Linked DNA regions of Homo sapiens: region 2 is linked to region 1. Evidence: read pairs that join two places in POLR2A ChIA-PET (ENCODE). Cell type or tissue: IMR-90. All regions are shown on one strand. Each heading gives the region's core, and the rest is flanking DNA. Links, peaks and the distances in the headings are about the cores only. Region 1 has its middle 11 kb from the start of CHASERR. Region 2 overlaps CHD2 (chromodomain helicase DNA binding protein 2).

Evidence for each region. ChIA-PET counts read pairs that join two places held together with the same protein. Peaks named below come from ENCODE experiments on the same cell type or tissue, not always from the same donor. Only the 100,000 strongest peaks of a DNase experiment are listed, where the experiment ranks them.
Region 2: POLR2A ChIA-PET joins it to region 1 with 5 read pairs; 6 of 35 experiments call an interaction of 5 or more read pairs at or near these places.

The regions. Positions count from the first base shown.
Region 1 is chr15:92,868,807-92,874,194 of GRCh38, reverse strand. No RefSeq gene overlaps it. Among named protein-coding and RNA genes, the nearest start is that of CHASERR, 11 kb to the left of the region's middle. In IMR-90, for the core only: no CTCF peak of the experiment used is centred there; no DNase peak of the experiment used is centred there; H3K27ac peaks cover 778 bases.
Region 2 is chr15:92,962,514-92,967,901 of GRCh38, reverse strand. CHD2 (chromodomain helicase DNA binding protein 2) reads right to left here. Exons shown (of 39, transcript NM_001271.4): 17 at 389-577. Among named protein-coding and RNA genes, the nearest start is that of MIR3175, 61 kb to the right of the region's middle. In IMR-90, for the core only: no CTCF peak of the experiment used is centred there; no DNase peak of the experiment used is centred there.

The DNA.
Region 1 (5,388 bases), core at 146-5,145:
CTACTAAAAATACAAAAATTAGCCAGGCTTGGTGGTGGACACCTGTAATCCCAGCTACTTGGGAGGCTGAGGCAGGAGAATAGCTTGAACCCAGGAGGTGGAGGTTGCAGTGAGCCGAGACCACACCACTGCACTCCAGCCTGGTCAACAGAGTGAGAATCTGTCTCAAAAAAAAGAAAAAAAGAATTGAAAAGGCCGGGTGCTGTGGCTCAGGCCTGTAATCCCAACACCTTGGGAAGCCGAGGTGGGCGGATCACCTGAGGTCGGGAGTTCGAGACCAGCGTGACCAACATGGAGAAACCCTGTCTTTACTAAAAATACAAAAAATTTGCCGGGCGTGGTGGCACATGCCTGTAATCCCAGCTCCTCGGGAGGCTGAGGCAAGAGAATAGCTTGAACCCGGGAGGTGGAGGTTGCTGTGAGCCGACATCATTGCCATTTCACAAGAGTGAAACTCCATCTCAAAAAAAAAAAAAAAAAAGAATCAAAATCAGTGTCCCCAAGAGATATCTGCACTCCCATGTTCACAGCAGCATTATTCACAATAGTCAAGATATGGAAACAATCCAAATATCCATCGACAGATGAATGGATAAAGAAGATGTGTATATACGTAAAATGAAATATTATTTGTCCTTTAAAAGGTAGGAAGTCCTGCCACTGACGGCAATAAGGATGAAATTGGAAGACATTTTCCTAAGAGAAACCAGTCACAAAGCGACAAAAACTGCATGATTTCATTCATGTTATAAATCTGTAATAGTCAAACTCATAGAAGCAGAAAATACAATAGAGGGCCGAGTGCAGTGTCTCATGCCTATAATCCTAGCATTTTGGGAGGCCAAGGTGGGTGGATCCCCTGAAGTCAAGAGTTCGAGACCAGCCTGACCAATATCGTGAAACCCCATCTCTACTAAAAACACAAAAATTAGCCAGGCATGGTGGGGGGGCACCTGTAATCCTAGCTACTTGGGAGGCTGAGGCAGGAGAATCAACTGAGCCCAGGAAGCGGAGGTTGCAGTGAGCAGAGATTGCACCACTGCATTCCAGCCTGGCGATAGAGCGAGACTCTGTCTCAGAAAGAAAAAAAAGAAAGAAAGAAAAGAAAAAGAAACATTATGGGCCAGGTGCGGTGGCTCACACCTGTAATCCCAGAACTTTGGGAGACCAAGGAGGGCTGATCACCTGAGGTCAGTAGTTCAAGACCACCCTGGGCAACATGGTGAAACCCTGTCTCTACTAAATACAAAAATTGGCCAGGTGTGGTGGTACCCACCTGTAATCCCAGCTACTCAAGAGGCTGAGGCAGGAGAATCACTTGAACCCGGGAGGCAGAGGTTGCAGTGAGCCCAGATTGCACCACTGCACTCTGGCGTGGGCAACAGAGCGAGACTCCATCTAAAAAAAAATAAAAATAAAAATACAAGAAACACAGGCTTTTAAGACATTAGACAACAAGCAACAGAGATCTGTGATTCCTGAGAGAAAACAAATGGCATAAGCACTCTTTTTGCCCCCGTGTGTTGTCTGGATTGCATTTCCAGGCCTCAGTGCTGGGAGGGGAAACCCAGGCAGAACCAGTGTTCTCCCTAAATGGAGGAGATAGATCTGGGAGCATAGGGAGGGCCAGGTGGCTAGAGTTACCAGGGCAGAGTACCAGAGAGAATATGAGCCATAGAAGAAAACACTGATGGCCAGGTGCAGTGGCTCATGCCTGTAATCCCAGCAGTTTGGGAGGCCTAGGCGGGTGGACCGCCTGAGGTCAGGAGTTTGAGACCAGCCTGACCAATATGGTGAAACCCTGTCTCTACTAAAAATACAAAAACTAGCCGGGCGTGGTGGTGGGCACCTGTAGTCAGAGCTTCTCAGGAGGCTGAGGCAGGAGAATCCAGGAGGCGGAGGTTGCAGTGAGCCGAGATCGAGCCAGTCGACTCCAGCCTGGGCGACAGAGTGAGACCCTGTCTCAGAAACAAACAAACAAACAAAAGTAAAATCAGAGTAAGATACCACTACATGCATAGGAGACAGCTGAGAATTTAAAAGACAATGCCAAGTGTTGGTAAGGATGTGGAACTCTCGTACTTTGCCAATGAAAATGCAAAATGGCACAGCTACTTTGGAAATATTTGGCGGTTTCTTATACAGTTAAGTATAGTTACCGCATCACCCTGATCCTAGGTATTTACCCAAATGGTATCGCTATAAAATTCAAAACTATTCAACAATAAAAATTAATGAGATATTGATACATGCAATCTGGATGAATCTCAGATCTAATTTTGCTGAGTGAAATAAGCCAAACAAAACAGTGCATTCTCTACAATTCCATTTATATGAAATTCTAGAAAATGCAAAATAATAGAAAGCAGATCAGTGCCTGGGGATCGAGAGTGGGAAAGAGATGGAAGGAGGGGATTTCAAAAGGGCATGAGGAAATTTTCAAGGGTAATGATTATGTTCACCGTCTGGATCGTGGTGATGGTTTCTCAGATATGTATGTCAGAACTTATCAAATTGTACACTTTAAACACGCGCAGCTAATTGTTGTCAATTATACATCAGTAAGACTGTGTTATTAAAAATTGCATGGCTGGGCACGGTGGCTCACACCTATAATCCCAACACTTTGGGATGCTGAGGCAGGTGGATCACCTGAGGTCAGGAGTTTGAGACCAGCCTGGACAACATGGTGAAACCCCATCTCTATTAAAAATACAAAAATTAGGCTGGGCGCAGTGGCTCACACCTGTAATCCCAGCACTTTGGGAGGCCGAGGCAGGCGAATCACGAGGTCAAGAGATCAAGACCATCCTGGCCAACAGGATGAAACCCTGTCTCTACTAAAAATACAAAAATTAGCCAGGTGTGGTGGCACACGCCTGTCGTCCCAGCTACTCGGGAGGCTGAGGCAGGAGAATTGCTTGAATCCGGGAGGTGGAGGCTGCAGTGAGCTGAGATCACACCACTGCATTTCAGCCTGGGCAAAAGAGCGAGACTCTGTCTCAAAAACAAAAAAAAAAATTAGCTGGCCATGGTGGCATGCACCTGTAGTCCCAGCTACTCAGGAGGCTGAGGCAGAAGAATTGCTTGAACCCAAGAGGCAAAGATTGCAGTGAGCTGAGATCATGCCACTGCACTCCAGACTGGGTGACAGAGCCAGAGTCCATCTCACAGAAAAAAAAAAAAAAAAAAAAAAAAAAATTGCATACAGGTTGCCTTCAGATACCTCGTGATAAATAAAGAAAAAAAGAAAAATGCCTAAGGGTTTCCTTGTTTCCTTATTTGTCACTGGAGTAGCCTGTGAAGATGGTACACTTAAATATTTATTCCTATTTCATTTTTTTTTTACCACACATGTATTTTATTCTTTGACTTCTTGTAATTTTTAATTTTTTAAATAGCACCTGGTTCAAAATTCAAAAAGTACAAAAGGATATATAATGAAAAGCCTCTCATCTCTCTTTCCATCCATCCAGTACCCCTCCCTGAGAGCAGTTAATGTAGCTAGTTTTCAAAGTATCTTTCCTAAGATATTCCAGATTTTATTATAAGGCACATGCTACTGAGATAAACTAGAATGGGGTTGTATTTTATCTGTTGGCTCAAAGACTTCAGGATCAAGAGCATGTTCAACATCAGACAAATGGTCCTGTACAATCTTTGTGAAGCCACACTATCAGGCTATCAGGTGGAAGCCCCACCCCACTGCCACACCCTGCTGAAAATGCCACCGACGATCTCAAATATTTCTCTCCTCTTTGACCTTTCTCTTGCACCTAACAGTAACCTCTCACCTCTTGTAGCTCTCAGTACCTGGTCCTTCCTGACACCGCATGGTCCCAGCTTTCCTCTGACACCTTTAGCCCTTTCTTTTCCATTCATCTTCCTGTTTGCCTTCTGGTTTCCCTCTGACTCTCTACATGAAGACGGTTCCCAGGCGCTGTCCTTGAAGGGCTCCCTAAAAAAGTCTTACCGGTTTGCAACTAGCTGCGTGCACTAAGGCCTCTTTTAAGTGTTAAGTTGGTGTTTTGCCAGCTTAATGCATCACCTACTCTGGCCTCAGCCAGACTGTTACTGTCCTGTCAGCCTGTCTGGCACACGACTGCCCCCCACATTTGCACAGCCCTCCCCACAGCCCTCAAATGTGCACTGCTCACATCTCCGGCTCTGTGCCCATCCCACAGGGCCAGTTCATGCAAACTGTTTGGATTTCTCTCTTCCAAAGTGATTACTTTCCCTCCTTAGGATTTCTACCAGTTAACGCCTATGCTATTTCTAAGAAGTTGGTTTTTATCATAAATTATTATCTATTTGAGTACAAGGACTGTATCTCCCTAAGTAGACTCAACCTAGCTTTACTGGAGGTAGAAACCTTGGCTTAGATTTATTTTGTTTACTAATGCACAGCTGTAGATGCTCAAATAACTGAGGGAATGTTTGCTGTATCAAAATTACCCAACAGGACATTAAAATACCCAATTGTACATCAAATTCCATTAAGTAGATTAGGAGAACTTGATATTGAATGGGCTTTAACAAGGTTTCACCAAAGTAAATCACCACAATTTAAGGTAGCTTTTATGTAAATATAGGCTTCCATTTATGAGAGCTCCTAAAAAGCAGGATACACCCTGTATGTCAGTGATGAAAAAGTAGATTTTGCCGTTGGCACTCTGATAGAATCTCTGGAATGCTGGCATGTTATGCAATAGCCCCTAACCAGCCAACCAGAAGTATCTCAATCCTGAGAACTCTTTGGTACTTTACTTGGGCTCTTACTATTTTCAGTTTGCAGTACAGTGATTCATTTACAAGTGCCTTCTCCTTACTAGGTGTAGGCACTAGGAAGACAGACAGTGGTAGCAACAAGCCAAGCGCAAGGACCTTGGCACCATCAGCTTTGAGATCCAAACCTGACTCGGCCATTCCCTGGCTGTCTGACCCCAGCCTGTTCTGACCCCATCAAAATACATGACTAGATGGCCACACGTGGTGGCGTGCCCCTGTAGTCCCAACTACATGGGAAGCTGAGGTGGAGGATCACTTGAACCCAGCAGTTCAAGGCTGTGGTGCACTATGATAGTACCTGGGCAATACAATGAGACCCATCCCTACAAAAAAAACATTTAAAAATTAGCCAGGTGTAGAGGCACGTGCCTGTAGTCCCAGCACTGCCGGGCTGAGTTGGGAGGATCGCCTGAGCCCAAGAATTCGAAGGTGCAGTGAGCTATGATCATGCCACTTCACTCCAGCCTGAGTGACAGAGCGAGACCCCATCTCTTTTAAAAAATAAAATAAAATAAAGATTATATAGAAAGCTCCACATTGTCCAATCTGTTTGTACACCATTGTCAACCATCAAAAACCCACTTGGCAGCAAATGAGATG
Region 2 (5,388 bases), core at 273-5,272, 94 kb before region 1:
TATGACAACCAGGAAAATGTAAACACTAGATATTACGAAACTGTTAAGGAATTATTAAAATTTTTTAGACATAACAACAGTATTGAAATTTTGCTTAATAACAACAAAACGTTGGGAGGCCGAGGTGGGCGGATCACCTGAGGTCGGGAGTTCAAGACCAGCCTGACCAACATGGAAAAATCCCATCTCTACTAAAAATACAAAAAAAATTAGCTGGGCGTGGTGGCGCATCCCTGTAATCCCAGCTACTCGGTAGGCTGAGGCAGCAGAATCGCGAGACTCTGTCTCCAAAAAAAAAAAAAACAAAAGTATATATATATATCTCCTATCTAATAGTTTCATGGTACTGATCTCAACCCCTTCAGGCCTAACCCAAACAAGAACTTACTTGTAATACTGTTTCTGAAGGGCTGACATCTCCACCCTGAGAATCTGTTCCACTTTAGCAGGAAGGGATTTCTCCACATCTTTTTTGACTCTCCGGAGAAGGAAAGGCTCTAGCACCTTATGAAGACTCTGGTAGCCATTTTCTCTCCCCTTCCCATGGTCTTCTTCAAAATCTTCCCAAAATTCAAACCTAGGGAAGAAACAGTATAGTGTTATTTAGCCACATTGAGGAAAAGAAGAATAGGAAAAAAAACTGTAAAAAAATGAATCTTTCCCATAAGGAAAGACATTATCAATCACTAGAGCTCTTAAATAGAAGGGAAAACAAAAAGGGGAAAAGTAAAATGAAATCAACTCCATCAGTCTACACTGGATAATAGCACGTTTCCAATTCTCAGACTGAATTCAGAGTTAATAAAATACTTCAGTCTATCATGTAACCAACATCATCTAGAACTACTCAGTAACTACTCAAAGCACATGCCCTCTGGTAAGATGGAACGTCAGATATAGCTGGTGCCAGTACTGCCAATGGATACAACAGCCTCAAGAAAGTCACCGTCATTTCTGAACTCATAAATAGTCATTCCTTTTTTTTTTTTTTTGAGACAGAGTCTCGCTCCGTCGCCCAGGCTGGAATGCAGTGGCACAATCTCAGCTCACTGCAACCTCCACCTCCCAGGCTCAAGTGATTCTCCTGCCTCAGCCTCCCAAGTAGCTGGGATTACAGGTGCCACCACCACACCCAACTAATTTTTGTATTTTTAGTAGAGACAGGGTTTCATCATGTTGGCCAGGCTGGTCTCAAACTCCTGACCTCAAGTGATCCGCCTGCCTCGGCCTCCCAAAGTGCTGGAATTACAAGTTTGAGCCACCATATCCAGCCATACATTTTATCAGGTATTGTTAAGTGAATCAACATCAGCCTTAGTAACACCCGGTATGGCCTGAAACAATCTACAGGGAAGCAGATTATATGATCTTTTGGGGTAGACATCTAAAGTCGTCATTAAAGCCTACAGCCTGATAAACCTAAGGTAAACTGTATTTTCTCACACTGCTATGCTATTAAGCAAATACTCCAAGAACATAAAATAGGTGAGGAATTAAAACTAATAATTCAAATGCACAATGAAAATTGAACTATCTCTGGCTGGGCGAAGTAGCTCACACCTGTAATCCCAGCACTTTGGGAGGCTGAGGCGGGCGGATCACCTGAGGTCAGGAGTTCGAGACCAGCCTGGCCAACATGGTGAAACCCCATCTCTACTAAAAATACAAAAATTAGCTGGGCATGGTGGCAAGTGCCTATAATCCCAGCTACTCAGGAGGCTGAGGCAGGAGAATCACTGGAACCCAGGAGATGAAGGTTGCAGTGAGCCAAGATCATGCCATTGCACTCCAGCCTGGGTGACAGTGAGACTCTGTCTCAAAAAAAAAAAAAAAAAGAAAAGAAAAAAGAAAGAAAGAAAACTGAACTATCTCAATGCTGGAGATGATACCTCACACACTAAATGTGTGAAGTGACCGGAAATCAGTAGAAGTAGAAATATCACTGTATCAGGCTATTTTCTGAATACCTGAGAGACAATTTCAATAAGCTAATTTACCTAACACATGTTATAATAAATTAAAACTTTACTAATCTAAAAAATTAAATGTAAAGTTTATTTCCAAGATTTACTTCCTCTATGTTTTAAGCAACAAATATTTTCACCTGCCTACTGTACTCTTATTATATTAAGGGAGTTAATATGAGACACTAGTTCTTGATCTACACACACTGAGGAGATATAAGTATCATTTATTTGTTTATGAATTCTCTATGGCTGCTTTTCCTCTAAACAGCAGAGATGAGTGGCTAACAATGACTGTGTGGGCTATGAACCAAAAATATTTACCATCAGATTCTGAGTTGGTTTTTTTTTTTTTTTTTTTTTTTTTTTTTTGGAGAAAGAGTCTCGGCTCTGTCGCCCAGGCTGGAGTGCAGTGGTGCGATCTCGGCTCACTGCAAGCTCTGCCTCCTGGGCTCCTGGGTTGACGCCATTCTCCTGCATCAGCCTCCTGAGCAGCTGGAACTACAGGCGCCCACCATCACACCCGGCTAATTTTTTGTATTTTTAGTAGAGACAGGGTTTCACCGTGTTAGCCAGGATGGTCTCGATCTCCTGACCTCGTGATCTGCCCACCTCAGCCTCCCAAAGTGCTGGGATTACAGGCGTGAGCCACCACGCCCGGCATACTATCAGATTCTTTAGAAAAAGTCTGCTGCCCTGAAAACAATTATTAATTTATAATATTAGATATAGAAAAGGTATAAGGTCATAGTGGTGATGTATAAAGACACCATGTTACATCTAAAGATTCATATTTTAGATAAATCCCTGCTATCAACTTCTGTATTTAATATTTGTCTCTCACAGAACTAGAAAAAATTCTGATCTTTATAGCTTTGCAGAACACGGAATTTTAGAAAAATAGGTTACTTTAATAAGGACCAACAACGGAAATTAAACCAAAGCAGTGAAAATGGTATGCTAAAAGTCACACAGTAAATATGTAAAAGGAAAAGTGCAAAAAAAATTAAGAGATTGGCCTAGACGACAGAAGTAAAAATTTAAAAAATCATCCCAACACTAAAAGATGTAATCTCTGAAATACATGCTATCAAACTGACTTGTTTTCTGCGGTAAGTCTGAAGTATATATTTGCACATGATGGTCTTTATAAGCCGAATTTTTCAATCTTGTCATATCTTTTTCTACCCTTAATACCAAGTTCCATGCTTTGCAAACAGTATGTACAAAATGAAGCTATTGATTGATAAGTATTCCCAATATGGTTAGTCATGTGTACTCCCTGTCAGAGCCACCCTGCAGGAAAGGCACTTAGACTCTATACTAAGGAAACAGAATTTCAGTTGGTTAAAAAGAGGACTAACTTTTGGATTTTGAAACAATAGCCTGTAACATTTGAGTGGGGAAGTTCCAAAGCTATTTGACTAAACCTAATTCTCTCCTTTACAATAGTTTTTCTTCAGTGGATCCTTTCTTCAAAAGCTCTGTAGAGTCCTAAGGTACCTCAGGAACTTCTGCTGAGGATGAGGCAAAATACTTCACAAGACTATAGTTACCCATCCAGCAAGCTCAGGCAGAAATAAGGGCAAATCTGAACTCCTTAACTAATTGGTTTCCTTTTCATATACATATCTTTGTGAACAACAATTTTGAAACTTTATTTGAAAATGACAATGCTTTAAACACAAAATTTTCAAAGAAAAAAAGATCTCTTTCACAGAAAAAAACTTGCATCTCTAACTCTAACCTATCATTCCATAATTGATTCAACTGGCCAAAGGAAAATTTTGGAAGAGACTCCCTGAATGATAAAGTAATTGAAAGTTCCTCTCTCCAATTACAAAAGAAGGATATATGACATTTTTCCAAACATAGCCCATGCTGAGTGGAATGCCACAGCTACTTAATGGCAGGAAAAAGCTAATTATGACCACTTAGGAGCAAAATCCCTACCATCCACTTCAGCAGGTAGGTACACAAAAGCAAATCATGGCTAAGTATTCACTGGTAGAAACTACATACCACAATTCTTTTTCTATAAAAACAAGCACAGATGTTCCCACTGTGTCTCATAACTCTTACTACGTAGGGTGACCTTACTTCGTCTCAATGGTTTTATGAAGGATGTATTTTTTTCTCCTAGAACTTGAAGTTCAAAGGACACTGGCCTTGGTCACAGAAGATTTGCTATTGATCTTCGTCTATCTACTTATTGACTGTGTCATACGGGACATCTTTTAATCATCTAAGCCAGCATATTCTTATTTGCAATATGTAAATAAAGGAAGCCCTTCAGACTAAAAGAAAGCAATACCCAACAGCGACCTGAATACACAGGAAGAAATGAAGATCACTGAAAATGATCAAATATATGGATAAATATGAAAGATAGTATATATTTTTTTTCTCTTTTCTATATGTCCTTAAAAGACAAACCTGTGGAAAGCAATAATTATTTCCTTGTATTCTTGGATTTATAACATAAGGAAGTGAAAATGGAGCTACAGCGGGGCAAAGTTGCCCTATTTTACCAGAACTGAGTCAGTACTAACCTGAAGAAGACTGATGCATACAATCCCTACAGCAACCAATTACAATTTTTTTAATAGCAAAAAATTAACAGGAATTAAAATGACACACTGAAAAATACTTGCTGAAACAGAAGAGGGCAATAAAGGAGAAAGTGGAACAAAAAAGATGTAAGACATATGGAAAACAAATAGTAAAATAGCAGAAATAAATCCAACCATATTATTAATTCTGTTAAATGTAAATGAACTAAATATTCCAATCAAAAGGCAAGGATTATTTGCCTGGATAAAAAAGGTACATCCAAGTACAGGTTGTCTATAAGACACATTTTAGACTTACAGAAAGAAGTAAGTTGAAAGTAAAATGATGGAAAACAGTATACCATGCAAATGGTAACCAGTTCGAATGATGGAAAACAATATATCATGCAAACAGGAATCAGAAGAGAGCTGAGGAGCTATAATAAAATCACACAAAATGGATTTACAAAACAATAAATATCATTAGAGGTCAAATGGGACATTCTGATATTGACCAGAAAAAGGTCAATACCTCAGGAACATACAAAAGTTATGAATGGATACATACCTAACAGAACAACCCCAAAATAATGAAGCAAAAAATGACTAGAAGACAAAAACTCAACTACAGTTAAAAATTAAAATATTTCATTCTCAATAATTCAAAGCACAACTAAACTGGCAGTTAGAAAAGATATAAAAGTCTTGAACAACACCATTAACACCACACTGAACGGACATTTACAAAACACTACTCAAACAAAGGCAGAATACAGATTATTCTTTACAAGCACTTATCGGACAGTCTCCAGGAAAGAAAGCATACTAAGACTATTTAATAAGTCATAATAAATTCATTTAAAGCATGTTCT